2 separate regions of the Homo sapiens genome follow, and region 2 is linked to region 1. Evidence: read pairs that join two places in POLR2A ChIA-PET (ENCODE). Cell type or tissue: A673. All regions are shown on one strand.

Evidence for each region. ChIA-PET counts read pairs that join two places held together with the same protein. Peaks named below come from ENCODE experiments on the same cell type or tissue, not always from the same donor. Only the 100,000 strongest peaks of a DNase experiment are listed, where the experiment ranks them.
Region 2: POLR2A ChIA-PET joins it to region 1 with 15 read pairs; 2 of 35 experiments call an interaction of 5 or more read pairs at or near these places.

What each region holds. Positions count from the first base shown.
Region 1 is chr13:80,231,533-80,239,532 of GRCh38, reverse strand. No RefSeq gene overlaps it. Among named protein-coding and RNA genes, the nearest start is that of SPRY2, 110 kb to the left of the region's middle. In A673, no CTCF peak of the experiment used is centred here; DNase peaks (open chromatin) are centred at 3,632 and 3,812; H3K4me3 peaks cover 410 bases; H3K27ac peaks cover 2,395 bases.
Region 2 is chr13:79,649,098-79,657,097 of GRCh38, reverse strand. No RefSeq gene overlaps it. Among named protein-coding and RNA genes, the nearest start is that of LINC01068, 86 kb to the right of the region's middle. In A673, no CTCF peak of the experiment used is centred here; no DNase peak of the experiment used is centred here.

The DNA of each region.
Region 1 (8,000 bases):
TTCCAACCTATTTCTGTTTGCCAAAAAACTTTTTTTCTTCCACCCTTCTTTAATATTTCTATTTTTTTGTTTTCCCCCTCTTTCTCTCTTTTGTATTTCTGTGATGTCTTAGAGAATACTTTTACACTCTGTTGTTTGCTTACCCAGAAGTGGCCTGTCCTAGGTTCTTGTTCTGGCTATCTTTCCTTTCTTCCCCCATCTCACTCTGTGCCTGGGATGCTGACCTCCCTGAACTCCACCAGCAGACTTTCATGCCCTCTGGCTTCTGGCTGTGTTCCACCAACAGGAGGCACCAGGAAGAAATTAGGGGGTGGAAGGAGAGTGATACCCCAACAATCCTTGAAATATCCCCAGTAAAGTTGTTTAAGATGGCTGGGGGACTGGTTGAGTCCCCTGATAAAGGTCACAATCCTATCAGGTGTCCTCATTCACAGTCATTTTATTCCTGGGTTGTGCTAACTACTTCTTCCCCTACCCCTTCAGGTTTAGGCTTGGTAACAATTCCTGGTTGTTGTAACTAATAGAAGTAACTCTGCCCTTACCTTTGTGATTAGAACTCTAACTATTCAGTTTGAATGCGCCATTTCTTTTCTTCTGCGACCCTGACTAATAGACCCCCACAACTTTTTTCAACCTTCCTAACAATACCCCAACTCTGTCTATGCATCCATCCTTCTGCATCTAGCCCATATGACTCAGGGGAAGATGACTTTCAATTCAGCTCTACGGTGAGATCCTCAATGGTATAGATCAAACATAGAAATCTCTTCTCCCTGGCTGGGCGCAGTGGCTCACGCCTGTAATCCCAGCACTTTGGGGGGCCAAGGAGGGCGGATCACCTCAGGTCGGGAGTTCAAGACCAGCCTGACCAATATGATGAAACCCCGTCTCTACTAAAAAATACAAAAATTAGCAGGGCATGGTGGCATGCACCTGTAATCCTGGCTACTCGGGAGGCTGAGACAGGAGAATCGCTTGAACCCAGGAGGCAGAGGTCACCGTGAGCCAAGATTGCACCACTGCACTCCAACCTGGGCAACAATAGTGAAACTCTGTCTCAAAAAAAAAAGAAAAAGAAAAGAAAAGAAGAAAGGAAAAGAAAAGAAAAAAAAGAAAACAAAGAAAGAAAAGAAGAAAAAAAGAAAGAAAGAAAAGAAAAGAAAAGAAAGTAAAAGAAAAAAAAGAAATCTCTTCTCCCGGCTAGGCACAGTGGCTCATGCCTGTAATCCTAGCACTTTGCGGGGCCGAGGCGGGCAGATTGCCTGAGCTCAGTTAGACAACCAAGCTGGGCAACATGGTGAAACCCTGTCTCTACTAAAATTCAAAAAAAAAAAAAAAAAAAAAAAATTAGCTGGGCATGGTGGCGGGCATCTATAGTTCCAGCGACTTGGGAGGTTGAGGCAGGAGAATAGCTTGAACCTGGGAGGCAGAAGTTACAGTGAGCCAAGATGGTGCCACTGCACTCCAACCTGGCAACAGAGCAAGACTCTGTCTCAAAACAAACAAACAAACCAAAAAAAAAAGAAAAAAGAAAAAAGAAATTTCTTCTCCCATGCTAGAAACTAGCTCTGACAACCAAGCTTAAGACAATCAGGGCAAAATATTTCTCTGGTGTCTGCCATCATGACACATATGATGGGTATGGAGCTTAAGTTTTTCTCAGTCATACTGCACAGAGTTTTATGGTTGAAGAGCACTTTCCTCCCCTCTCTCTTCTGGTAGATTTCAACAAAGACATGGGTTGTCCTGGTTGTTGCTGGCAGCTATTTTGCAACTATGAGAGGCACTATCCTGAAGACAACTAACTCAGGAAAGACCAAGAACATTGCAAGACAAAGCTGGAAATTTGATGATACCAAACTTGAAGTTTTCCTTACCTCCAGATTTTTTGTTCCATAATATATTTCATGTATGTATGTATATATATACATATATATGTGTATATATATATGTATATATATAAGTGTATATATACACATATATATATACATATATATGTGTATATATATATATGTATATAATTTTATTTTTTTTTTAGACAGAGTTTCGCTCCTGTTGCCCAGGCTGGAGTGCAATGGCGTGATCTCAGCTCACTGCAACCTCTGCCTCCCTGGTTCAAGTGATTCTCCTGCCTCAGCCTCCCAAATAGCTGGGGTTACAGGAGCATGCCACCACATGTGGCGAATTTTGTATTTTCATAGAGACGGGGTTTCACTATGTTGGCCAGGCTGGTCTCGAACTCCTGACCTCAGGTGATCCACCGGACTCACCCTCCCAAAGTGCTAGGATTACAGGCGAGAGCCACCGCGCTTGGCCATATTTCCTATATTTTAAGCCCACTTGAAGGAATTCCTGATTCTTGCAGCATATTATTTCCAAACTGCTTTGATTTTGTAATAGATAACATTTATTAAGTGTTTATTGTTTGACATTCACAGTACGGAGGACAATAAACCACAGGTTAGGTGGTAAAATTAGCCTCATTTTACACATGAGGAAGCTAAGCCTTTGAAAGGTAATTAATTAGCAGTGGCCATAGAACTGGTAAGTGCTAAAGCTGTAATGCAAACCTGGATCCATGTGACTCTGGCCTTCATCCTTTAGCAGCATGGCCTTCAGTTTGACGTTCACTCACTTTTTAGACAACTACTACATGACTGTACCTTAGTAGCTCACTTCCAAGTAACTGACGCATTGCCAGATTACCTCAGATTTTGGTAACAGAGATAAGGTACACATTTAGTGGTCAAAACCATGCTGAGATATGGAGTTCAGTTTTAGGTAGAAGGGAACATTAAGAAATTCATGGTCAAAACTCAAGCAAGGAAAACAATTTTGAAGGTAAGGTTTCTGTTCACCTGGCTGATGACAATGGCAATTTATATAAATCACAGCAAACTCCCCGGGAAAACAATCAGAAATAGTAATGAAATTTTAGGGTCAATGCTTAAAGAAATGATTTGCAGATGAACTTATTTGGGTGAATATGTCAATGTCATATTTTCAATATAAGTTTTAAATAAAATTCGAGGTTATAAAATGCAATTGGAACACAGAGATTAGAATTAGACTAAATTAAATCAAAGTCTCCTATTTGATCTGATTCTCTGTGACCTTTGTTTCAGCGTAATTTTTAGGTGAGCTGAATTCCATTTTCAAATATCATCCCTGAATTATGCTTTTAAATGTGAAGTGTAGGACTTTATTTATCAGTCTTGTCTCCTCTAAAAACAATTTATATTTGTTCATATATGTAATTCTCTTGGTTCTGAGGAAATGATTTTTTAGAGTGTTGAAAGGCGAAAAAAATATCGCCCTGGACCAAGTGTTTGTCTTCATGAGGCCGCTCTTTGACTGGTGTGACTAAATCAGATGAAGCAGCTTCATGTAGACACTTTGACACAAAGGATTTCAAAGCCAAGTCTAATGACAGCATTTCCTCCTAATATGGATGATGTGAGAACAGAAGCATAATGTTTATTAGCAACCCTTACAAAAACAGTAACTACAACAAAGAGCACAGAAGATGAAAATGCAAGTACTCGGCAATGAGCTCTCATTCTCTTCTGAAATTAATTCACACATTATAAGGTACGCTTCCTTGAATGAATTTCCTTCCTTTTACACTCCCACTTAGCTTTCCTTTAAGTGTCAAATGAAGCGGGTGGTGGAAAATGCAGTGCACCAGTCATTTTGACATTCCTTTGCAAATTAGTCAGGCTTTGATAGTACAGGTCGGTTCTACCACGCAGGGGAGCTTTCAGCTTTGGGAATCTGGCAAAAGTTCAAGAGCAACGTATTGCTTTGAACTCACTTGTTAGCTGTGCAAAATAAACACCATCCACCTTGCAATAAAAAAGCATCAGCAGGAGAAAAAAGAGAACATTCTAAACCCCTCCCTTGAGACTTCAAAACCCTCACTGGGGCTGCTAAATTAGGATAGGAAAAATAAGGCCTGTTTGTGAAAAGAAAGGAGGGGAAAGGAACCATCTTACAACAAACACACACAAAAATTACAATCGCTGAGAACTAATTATGTTTTCATGATCACAAATGCATTGAGAGTTTGAAAGCTCACGGACGCATCCTGATGCTGCTATAAAATGTTTCCTGGCTAATTATTTGCCAGTACAACTGTTCACTTCCTGTGGTGGATTTATGCTAAATCCTGTTATTAGTCTTGCTCTGCAATTGCCATTGTCTATGACTAGAAGCAAGGCTGAAAGGCTACAGTCAGCCTTTTATTACACAACATGTGAATGGAGATTTGACCCAATGTCCGACCACTTCCCCCCTTTGGTTTTTATGTGAGCTCGCTGAGCCTTTCCCAATAAATCATTGGGTTCCAATGAACTTTTACTCTTTTTTCTCTCCTTTCAACCCCACTACTTTGTGAGTGTGTGAGTGCACCCTTTAAAAATAAACCACACAATTTCTTTTTCTCTTTAAGCAGTAGTTAAGACCTTTTCATCATACACAATTTCTACAGTTGTTGCTACAAAAAAAATACATGAAACCAATGTTTGATGCCTCGATTTCATTCAGTGATGGAAGCTGGGAGAGGCAAAAATAAATAAGACCAAAAAAATTGTGAAAGTAATTTACATCTCAGTAAGCATGTGATCCTAAATAAATGTAATGTGCAAACCGTCATAGTAGCTACAGTATAAACTAAATACTTTCTGCAGAAACCTGACTAGGTTTTTCTAGAATATTTTATGTTGGGGGCATTTTAAGTAAATTTGGTAATAAATACCTTAAGAATAATGTTTCCTCCAGACAAAATTATAAATACTGTTAACTGTCTTAAATGTCTTCTTAAATATAGCTTATACTATTCTAAGTCTCTAAAATTCAAATCTAATATTCTTTATTTGTGATACTAGATTCAAGAATATAGCCACTATATTTAAAGATAGTCTTAGATTTATATATCAAATTTTAAAGGTTTATAAAAACTATTGGTTTATAAAAGCAAAGTAGATTGTGACAATGAAAAAATTAGGGTAATAACAAGGGCTAATTTTTCTGTTTATATATATTCCATTTTTTCTGTTTCTAATGGTTACATGCACATCTTTGTTATTCACATTTCTTATATTTATCAAAATTATATTCGTAAACATTCACAGAAATAATCCTTGTGGACTTAAAAATTTTCTCAGAGATCCTTTTCTAACATTTATGTAGATTTGTATAAAACCTTTGAAAATCTTATCTCAACTGCAAGTATCCTTTGTCCATGAAATTTTGTTTTTAGCAATAAATCCTGTTAGAAACGTTAATCCAAAGACAAATCCAGAGCTCAAATAGGTTCTGCTCAGATTTTTTTAAATTATAAAATACTGCAGACCAGGGGTCCCCAAAACCAGGCCACGTACTGGTGGTGATCTGTGGCCTGTTAGTAACTGGGCTGCACAGCTGGAGGTGAGTGGTGGGCTAGCGAGCGAAGCTTCATCTGTATTTACAGCTGGTCCTCATCTCTTGCATTAGCGTCTGAACTCTGTCTCCTGTCAGATCAGTGGTGGCATTAGATTCTCATAGGAGACTGAATCCTATTGTGAACTGCGCATGTGAGGGATCTAGATTATGCACTCCTTATGATAATCTAATGCCTGATGATCTGTCGGTGTCTCTCATCACCCCCAGATGGGACCATCTATTTGCAGGAAGACAAGTTCAGGGCTCCCACTGACTCTACATTATGGTGAGTTGCAGAATTATTTCATTATATCTTACAATGTAATAATAATAGTAATAAAATACACAACAAATGTAATGTGCTTGAATCATCCCGAAACTATCCCCTGCTCCTGCCCCCATTCATGGAAAAATTGTCTTCCACAAAATCAGTCCCTGTTGCCAAAAAGGTGGGGGACCACTGCTGTAGACAAATAAAACAAACATCAGTAGGGAGAGTTAAATAAATTGCACTACATTAAGAAAAAGGAAAAAGGAAAGAGAAAAAGATTGGGTGGATCTATATGCGAGGAAAGATAATTGTGATCATTTTTGAATGAAAAGAGCAAGCAGCAAATAATATGTATAGAATAGTATCATTTAAAAAAAATCTATGCAAGCTCATTTACACACAGAGGTGTGCTGGAGAGCTATGGGCCAGCTCATGAGCATGAGGATGTGGTAGGTGAGGAGACAGGAACAAGGAAGGTGATGGAGCCATTTTCATCATTTGCCTTACATAGTTTGGTAGTATTTGCTTTTCTTCCCAAGCATATCATTTATTTAGTATTTTTAAAAATTATAGTTAAAGGCAGAGGAGTACGACAAAAAGATTTTAAAAAAATGATCTAAGTGTACAAATTTTTGATGTGTGTCTGTGATGCATGTCAACGAATCCTTTATTTCTTCAATAATATATTGGTTCTTGGTCGGGCACCAAACGGTGTGCCACTACTTGGTGGTGTGCACCTGTAGTCCCAGGTATGGGGAAGGCTGGAGGATCCCTTGAGCCCAGGACTTTGAGTCCAGCCTGGGCAATGTAGCAAAATCTTGTATCTAAAAACTAAAAACAAAAAAAAAATAATACATTGATTCTATTGTATTAGAAACCCAAAAGAATGTGCTTTCTGAGGGCACTGTATCTCTCTGAGGTAGTCTGTAGCAACTGGTCTACAATGACCTAACTTCTTTTTCTTTTCTTTTTTTTTTTTTTTTTGAGACGGAGTCTCAGTCTGTTGCCAGGCTGGAGTGCAGTGGCGCAATCTCAGCTCACTGCAACCTCCGCCTCCCTGGTTCAAGTGATTCTCCTGCCTCAGCCACCCGAGTAGCTAGGACTACAGGTGCCCGCCACCATGCCCAGCTAATTTTTGTATTTTTATTAGAGACAGGGTTTCACCCTGTTGGCCAGGATGGTCTTGATCTCTCGACCTCGTGATCCACCCACTTTGGCCTCCCAAAGTGCTGGGATTACAGGCTTGAGCCACTGTGCCCCGCCTTCAATGACCTAACTTCTTATTTCTCTCTAATAAAAAGTAGAAAGAGGTACTGAGAGCATTGGCTGCATCCCACCACAGCAAGGAGCCCCCTGAGGGTATGTGAATGTCTCTTCCACATTCACGATGGTGGTCTAGAGGAAGGCAGGATAAACAGAGGTAAATCTGCCCCATCTCATGGCCATCATCAGACATTCCATTACTTCCAGAGCTCCTGACTGTGATGTAGTCTTTCACCCCTACATACACACACACACACACACACACATCACATAAACATATACACATGCATGCACACACATATACATATTTCCCTTCCATTTCTCTTCCCATGGTGCAAAGTTTCTAATCAATGGTGCTTCATTTTCTAAGAAGGCTAAGACCCTATAACATGGAATAGTGGAAACAACTCAGGCATCGACTCTGAAGCTTGGCACTTTCTTTTCCACGCAATCCTCTAGTAGAGATATTATTATTATTTCTTTTTTGAGACAGAGCCTCGCTCTGTTGCCCAGGCTAGAGTGCAGTGGTGCTACCTCCACTCACCGCAACCTCCGCCTTCCGGGTTCACGCCATTCTCCTTCCTCAGCCTACCGAATAGCTGGGACTACAGGCACCTGCCACCCAGCTAAATTTTTGTATTTTTAGTAGAGACGGGTTTCACCGTGTTAGCCAGGATGGTCTTGATCTCCTGACCTCGTGATCCGCCTACCTCAGCCTCCCAAAGTGCTGGGATTACAGGCGTGAACCACAGTGCCTGGCCTGGTAGAGGTATTATTATACAAATTTTACACATTTTAAAATTGAAACTTGCCAACTCCAGGGTTCAAAGTAATTTGGAAAATAGTACCTCCTGTAGAGGTTTATGTAAAAAATAAATGCCTACCACATTACCTAGCACATAGTGCTCAATAAATAAGGGATGAGATAGACATTAATATTACAAATGGCAGTTACCATAATTTTTTTTCCTGTAAAATATTTCTATTTATTTCTGGGGGAAGCGTTAGCAAAAAGGTCTGAGGATGTGGTCCTTGTCTTTATTCT
Region 2 (8,000 bases), 580 kb after region 1:
TTTTTGTTGTTGTTTTTAAGTTAGCTAAGAATGATGGCACATGCCTGTTACCTGTAGTCCCAGCTACTCAGGAGGCTGAGGTGAGAGGATCACCTGGGCCCAGGAGGTTAAGGCTGCAGTGAGCCAGGACTGTGTCACTGCACTCCAGCCTGGACAACAAAGATCTTGTCTCACTAACATTTAACAAAATTATCTACGGTTACTTTATTTTAGAACTTGAACTAAGGCATAAAAAGATTTTTGTAAGAGTATATTTTTAGCCATTTGATGGCAATGAACTAAGCTCCCACTGAGTACCTGTCTTCACTGGAGAAAGTCAAGATGGAGTCCATGCCTCCAGGTGCATATAGTCAAGTAAAAGAGAGAGACAAATAAGTGGTTGAATGGGAAAATATGTAAAACTGGTATAAATACGGGCAAAAAGTGTTAAGGAGCCACAACTAATCAAATTTTGTTATTTGTATTATTTGGTGAAATGAAGAATGTTCAATAATGTCTTTGCATACCTTACTGATTTTTTTAATCACTCAGAAGTAGAGGAAGGATATTGGAGCAACAAACTCTAGACTTAATTATGTCCACTAGGGAAAAACACGTTGGAGCTATAAAAACAAAAAGGAAATGTGGGGTGGGAAAGTAGCAATATTGTCTTGATCTTATGATATTAAAAACAAAACAAGTAAACACAGAAGAGCACTGAGTACATCCAGTTGTTAGACAAGCCCCATTGATCTGAGAGTCTAAAATGAATACAGTTCAATTGGAGTGGGACATTTTGGAAATGAATCATTTGGTCTATACATCTGCCCAGAGTCCACATTGGAAAAGAACAGAAAGGGGGAAACTTTTGCAAAAAAAAAGTAAAATAAAAATATGTGTGCCTCTGTACCTAAAAGGGAGCTCTCTGGTGATCTAAAGTTTTAAAGGTCATTTACAAATAATGAAAGAATGGGCATTTGATCAAGGAGATTTTTGACACTCCCCTTTAGAATACTTATATTTGACTTTTGGCCTATGTGAAAATGGAAATAATATTTGCAATTTTGTTCTAAACCCAATTCAAAGAAGCTTAGACTGGTGAGCTGAAAATGTAAAACTCTTTGGGAGAAATCTATCTGTGTGCTCCCTTGGGAATTGGAGACTTGCATACCGACAATAAGAGAAAATGACACACTATGCTAGTCATTTTCTGAAGAAGGAAAATAAAAGGCTAGATTTTAAAAAAGGTGCTTTGAAGTATCATTACATGCATGACTTTGGTGGACAGCCCTGGAAGCTAGGGAAAAAGAGGATGCACTGACCATTTAAGAATCAGGGGCCAGTCGCGCCTACAATCCTAGATTCTGCCCACACATCTGGAACATTTCAATAAAAGACTTGGAGATAAGATTGACAGCTTCATGTCAGACACAATTAGAGGAATGAGGGTTTCAGTCCCTGATATGTAAGATGAAAGTAAAGTCAGACAAAAGCAGAAATAATAGCAACTCTTTAGATAAAAGTGAATAGGAGAGAGATATTTGTGAAATAAGTAAGAGAGAGTCACCAAAATCATTCTTTCAACTCAGCAATGTTTTGACAATGCTTGCTGACATTCCAGCACTTGAGTCTGAAGATGTATCTTAGCAGAATCTTCCACACAGTGTTCTAGTCATTTCTTATTAATACTCGTCATTTCTAACAAGCATTATCATAGTTTATTAACTGATCTTTACAATACAGTGTACCTAAATGAAAATATATGAAGATTGCATTTTAAATATGGCTCTAACACATAGCTTTTTTTCCCCCACAAAAAAAATAAGAACTTCTGATTCAACAGATAAAAAGATGCCACATCATTAGAATTATTTAATGATGGTCTCTTTCACTTGAATTTAACTTTCAACTTAAAGCCTTCAATGTTTTAAATCAGTGCTATCTGACTAAAACAATAGAATGGAATGCATTTGTTCATATTTTACCTCTTTCAAGTAAAGAAAATTTGAGGTGACTTACAGCAGAAGACGTACATGGTAAAAATCTAGTAGATATTCATTAGAATATTTAGAAACTTACAGAAAAATTAGAGCCCAGGACAAAGATATGCCTTACAGTTTGCAAGATTGTTGTGAATGAGTTGCAAGCATTGCCCCACTCTTCCTGGTAAAATATCATTGTTTTCATTATCGTGAAAAAACTTTGAACCTCTACCTATGAAATGATGTATAAAAAAGTGCATGTTGTTTGTGTCTTTCTTTTGTTAATATCATGGAAAAGGCAGAGTCAACATTAACCTCTGTCCTCAAAATCCTACAGCTGTTTATACCATTCCAAGTGTGTTCTGTGGACCAGCAGCATTGACATCACCTGGGAGCTTGCTAGAAATCCAGACTCTCATGCACCATTCCAGACCTGCTGAATCAGAGGCTGCATTTTATCAAGATCCTCACATGCTCTCCTGCATATCAAAGACTGAGAAGAACAAATCTGTAACACTAACCTTCCAGCAAAATTATCATTACCTCAGAGCAGAAACTAGCTTATTCCCTTCTTTTTTTCCATGACAAGTACAGTAGAGAAAATATTATACAGGTTGAAAAAAAGCTAAATAAAATTATTTTAAATGAATGAACAGTTATAAAACAAAAAAATAGACCAAGAGGATCAAAATTCAGGATCAAAATCAGTTCATTACAATTCAAAATTAGACTATGAGTTATACATTTTAATAATGTCATTTTAAATATTAATAATGACTAACATTTATCACTTATGTGTGACAGATACTAATAAGCACTTTTTATCATCTTCCTCACAACTTTATGAGGTAGTATTACCCCATTTTATTAGTGAGGAAATTGAGATTTGAGATTAAGCAAATTCTCCAAGTCCACTGTTTGAAAGTGGTAGAACTACAAGCTAAATACAGGCTATCTGATTACTTGGCGCTCTGAGTTTCTAAATGATGTAAAACTCTAAGACCACATGAACTTGGAAACCTTGCAATAGATCAGGTGATTGAACCTTACCAAAGTTTGGATCAAACAATTGAATCTGATCAAAGTTGATACCTGAGTAGTTCACATTTTTAAAGAACTGTAGCTTGCTTATATGTTTGTGACTGTAAAATCACAGGCCTGATTCTACAAATTTAAAAAGTATATTCTAGTATCAATGGAGATGAAAAATAGGAAATAAATTGAGTAAGAAATGGCAAGAATGCATATATATATACAAATAGATAATATCCATCCACATTTCAAAATATTTAATACATATTCATCCTTGTGGATGTTTCTAAGTATAAGCTTTCTGTTTCGCTTGACAGTAGCTGTCAAGTGTAATTAATCCTCTCTATAGCTAGAGAAACTGAGGTTCCAGTCAGTCAATGTGAATCAGGGTCCTCTTCAGGTGACGTGTGGACTCATTGTCAAGATATTCGTGTTTATCATCACTCTCTACATTTGGTTTCTCCTGTTGGTGGAAAATGTAAAAGAAGACAGCAGGTGTGTGTATCTAATTACATGAGTATGGACCATGTGTATAATGAATGCTATCACACACAGGTAGAAAGATACATGAAAGGTGGGGTCAGTGATCCATAAGGGAGAAGAGGGTACATTCCTCTGTAAGGGCGGGGACTTTGTTTTGTTCTTCATGATATCCCCAGTGCAATGCCTGGTATTTAGAAGGTATTTGATTCCTTTGATTGGGTGAATATCCATGGGGAGTTTCACCACTGGATACTCAAAAATTATCCATTGAAACTTTGTAATCAGACATATCTGGACTTGAGTATCAGTCTTACTAGTTCTATGATTTTAAGTAAGTTGTTTAATCTTTAACACCTCAATTTCCTCATATATAAAATGGACATAATGACGCTAATCACATTAAGGTAAGAGGATCAAGTGAAACACTGTGTAAATTGCTTAGCATGGCTTATGGCACTTTGCATGCCCAATAAATGTAGCTGGAGATACCAGGTCTCCAATGGGGTTACATTGAGTCTCAGTTTTTACCATGGGATCCTAGCCTAGCTTATGATTTTTCAGATGTATAGACCAGAAAGAACCATGAACTGACAGCCCTTCAGTGGTAGAACCATGACCATGAGCAGGCCCTTGACTGTGTCTAGCCCTCCTCATTCACAGTTCACAGAAGAAAGTCTTTCTTTAAAATCAGATGGGCTGGGCACGGTGGCTCATGCCTGTAATCCCAGAACTTTGGGAGGCCGAGGCAGGCAGATCACTTGAGGTCAGGAGTTCAAGACCAGCCTGGCCAACATGGCAAAACCTCATCTCTACTGAAAACACAAAAATTAGCCAAGCGTGGTGGCAGGTGCCTGTAGCCCCAGCTACTCAGGAGGCTGAGGCAGGAGAATTGCTTGAACCTGGGAGGCGGAGGCTGCAGTGAGCCAAGATCGCACCACTCCAGCCTGGGCAACAGTGTAAGACTCTGTCTCAAAAAACAAAATCAGATGTAGCGTTCTTCTCTGGATGTCTTTCACCATCAGAAAGCATCTCTTCGAGCCTCTTTCACACTCCCAACAGCTGAGTGGATTCCCACCTAAACAACAAAGACCACCCTGCAGAGGAGTTGTGACCACAAAAGTCAAAGTTGCCCTCTTCATTTGTGAAGAGGAAATATTTCACTTCCCCTGCTTATTTAGGCCACTCATTCTTGGGTACCGTGGAAATAATTCAGATCAACTACCCCTGTATTTAGATTTCCTTGATATTTAGAGGTTTTGAGTTCTGAGCTGTTTATATTCCTTTACCCAGGCCCTAAGGGGATATATCTGATAGAGAAATTACCTGGGAACTTGAACCTACTGTTGCATACTTTTATGGATGCTGAAAACAAGAGGAGGTAGATCCAACGCATGACAAAGGAAGAATTAAGCCCTTAAGATGCCATAATTTCTGAGGTTATTCTGAGTGTGACAATTACGATGTTGCCAAGAGGCAGTGTGATGGTTAGTTAGAAAGCTATGAGCTGTGAGACAAATTTGCCTTATGGTCTGTTTTTATATGACCTGCAAGCTGAAACTAAATTTTATATTTGTTAAGGGTTATAAAAGAAGAAGGAGGAGAAGCAGCAGCAGCAGAGATCATATGCGGTATACAAATAAAACATTAAATATCTGGCCCTTTACAAAAATAGTTTGCCAAGCCCTGGTTAGACTTCAGAGCTACACTGCCTGAGATCAAGTCACACTAGGACATCTTATGGTAAAAACTCTACAATTCAGCTTCTTCAACTTCTAAATGAGAAAATAGTATTTACCTGTTTCTGGCACAAAACAAACCCCAATTAAATATTTTCTTCCATTACCTATGTTGAGGCAAACAAAGCAAGATAAGTGAATTTAGCTCAACTGTGGTTTTCTTTTTCCTCTTCTAATTCTGATTTATCATTATATTTCCAGCACTTGGCACATAGTAGATGTACAGTAAGTAGTTAATGAGTATTTTATGAGTTAATGGGTATTAGAGTCTTTGATTTTTTAATGTATTTTATGTTCCAAATTAAAAATATACCTGTTGGCCAGACAAATAAATGAAAGTTTTTAAAAATAAAGTTTTTCACATGTAACTGATCTTCCAAAAAGTAAATTACAGGAAAAAAAACAAAGAGAAATCCAGGAAGTAAACTATAGATTAAAAGAGAGTTAATAAGGGTTAATAAGATTAACACAATGTATAAATCTTAATTTTGAATTAAACATTTTTTAAAAGTTATTTATAAAATAATCAGAAATGTGAACACAGAATGGATATTTGATGATATATCAAGGAATTATTATTAATTTTTACATGATGTATTATGAATCATTATTATGTTAAAAATAGAATCCTAATCATTCAGAGATAAACATTGAAATATATATAACAGAAAACATATGACATCTGGAATTTGCTTTAAAATAATATGAATCATTATATAGTCTATGCATGTAACAAAATATCACATGTATCCCATAAATATGTACAAATATTATGTATCAATTAAAAAATTATAATTGAATCAATTATTAAATGGGGAAGAAAAGACAAATCCATGCAAAAGAATTTCAAATATCTTATGTAGATACCCCCTCAAGAAGAAACATACCTTAAGTGTGGACTGGTTATAGTGACTTCCTTAGAGGGTGGGGTAGATTTACTGTAGAAAAACCTAACAAACATTACTTCAGCCAGGTGATCAAGGCGAACGTCAGCAGTCATAAATCATGCTGATAGTGCGACGTGATGTGATGTGATGAAAATGGCACTTCACCTCTGTGAATAACCCATAACCTCAATCTTATGTCATGAGAAAAAAAATCAGACAAATTCTAATAGAGTATTCTAAAAATATCTGACTGGAACTCCTCAAAACTGTCAAGGTCTTCAAAAGCAAGAAAAACTGTCACAGCCAAAGACAACTAAATACAACATGATATTCCAGGTAGGACCCTGAAACAGAAAAAGGGCTTTAGGCAAAAAATAAGGAAATCTAAATAAATGATGGACTTTAGTTAATAATATTGTATTGATATTGGTTTATTATTTGTAACAAATGCATCATAATAATGTAAGATAGTAATAATAGGGGAAATTGGGTGTGATATATATAAGAACCCTCTGTACTGTCTTCTCAATTTTTCTGCAAATCTAAAACTATTATAAAAAAAATAATTTCTAAAATATGGGATGAGGGTTGGGGGGTGGGGAATTGATGCCTGAATAGATGAAACAAGATTTGTCCTAGAACTAACAATTGTGAAAGTTGTGATATGGGTACAGACAGATTCATTACACTGTTCATGACATAGTCTACTAAACATATTTAGTAGATTGTGCTGTCTATTAAATATGTTTGAAGTTTTCCACTGAAAATGTAAAAAAAAAAACTTTCAATCAGAAGAGAAGGTTAAGAAATAGTGTCCTGAAATGTGGTATACGTATATACACCATGGAATACTACTCAGCCATTAAAAAAAAGAATATGAAATATCTTTTGCATCAACTTGGATGGAGCTGGAGGCCATTATTCTAAGTAACTCAGGAACAGACAACTAAATACTGTGGTTCTCACTTACAAGCAGGAACTAAGTTATGGGTACACAAAGGCATACAGAGTAGTTTCATGGACATTGGAGACTCGGAAGTAGGGAGGGTGAGAAGGGGATGAGGGATGAAAAAAAATACCTATTTGGTACAATGTACACTATTCAGTGATGGGTACATTAAAATCCCAGACTTTACTAATTGTACAATTTATTCATGTAAACATAAAACCACTTGTCCCCCTAAAGCTGATGAAATAGAAAAATTAAAATGGAAAAAAGAGTGTCCCAAACTACATTTTTCCTGACAGTTATACATAAACATCTTACTGATGTATACTAAGTTTCAACTATTAAGAAACCATTAGAAATAAGAAGTTCGATTTTGACACTCTAATTCAATATAAAGCACCATTTGTTTACTAAACAGCTGTCTCATGTGATATTTATAACTACTGCATGCAAGAGACAGCTGTGATCTCTATTGAAATAGATTTGTGCTATATATAAATTTGTAGATGATATGCATCTCTTTATTTATGGAAGAGTCATGCAAATTAAATTATTCCATATTAATACAAAGTTCATCTACACTCTACCTCCAATATTACTGTTTCACATTACTTTATGAACTCCATCCATTAAGCATGGGATCAAGGCTGTGCTAATGAGTTGTGAGTGACTATAATTCAGTAACCACTACAGAATCCCCAAATCATATATTTCACATAATTTGTTACATAATGGATGTATATGTAACATTCTTATTAAAGTTGAGTAAATATGAGAATAATGGTACTTGATATGTTAAAAGTCTTTAAAAACAATCATTAAACAAGAAAAAAAATTTCTCTCAGATAATTCATCTTCTAAGATACTTTGCTCTCAAATAGCTCGTCAAACAATGTAACTAAATGCAATAAAATAATAATTAGTGTAAGAGTAACTTACAAAAAGGATAGAG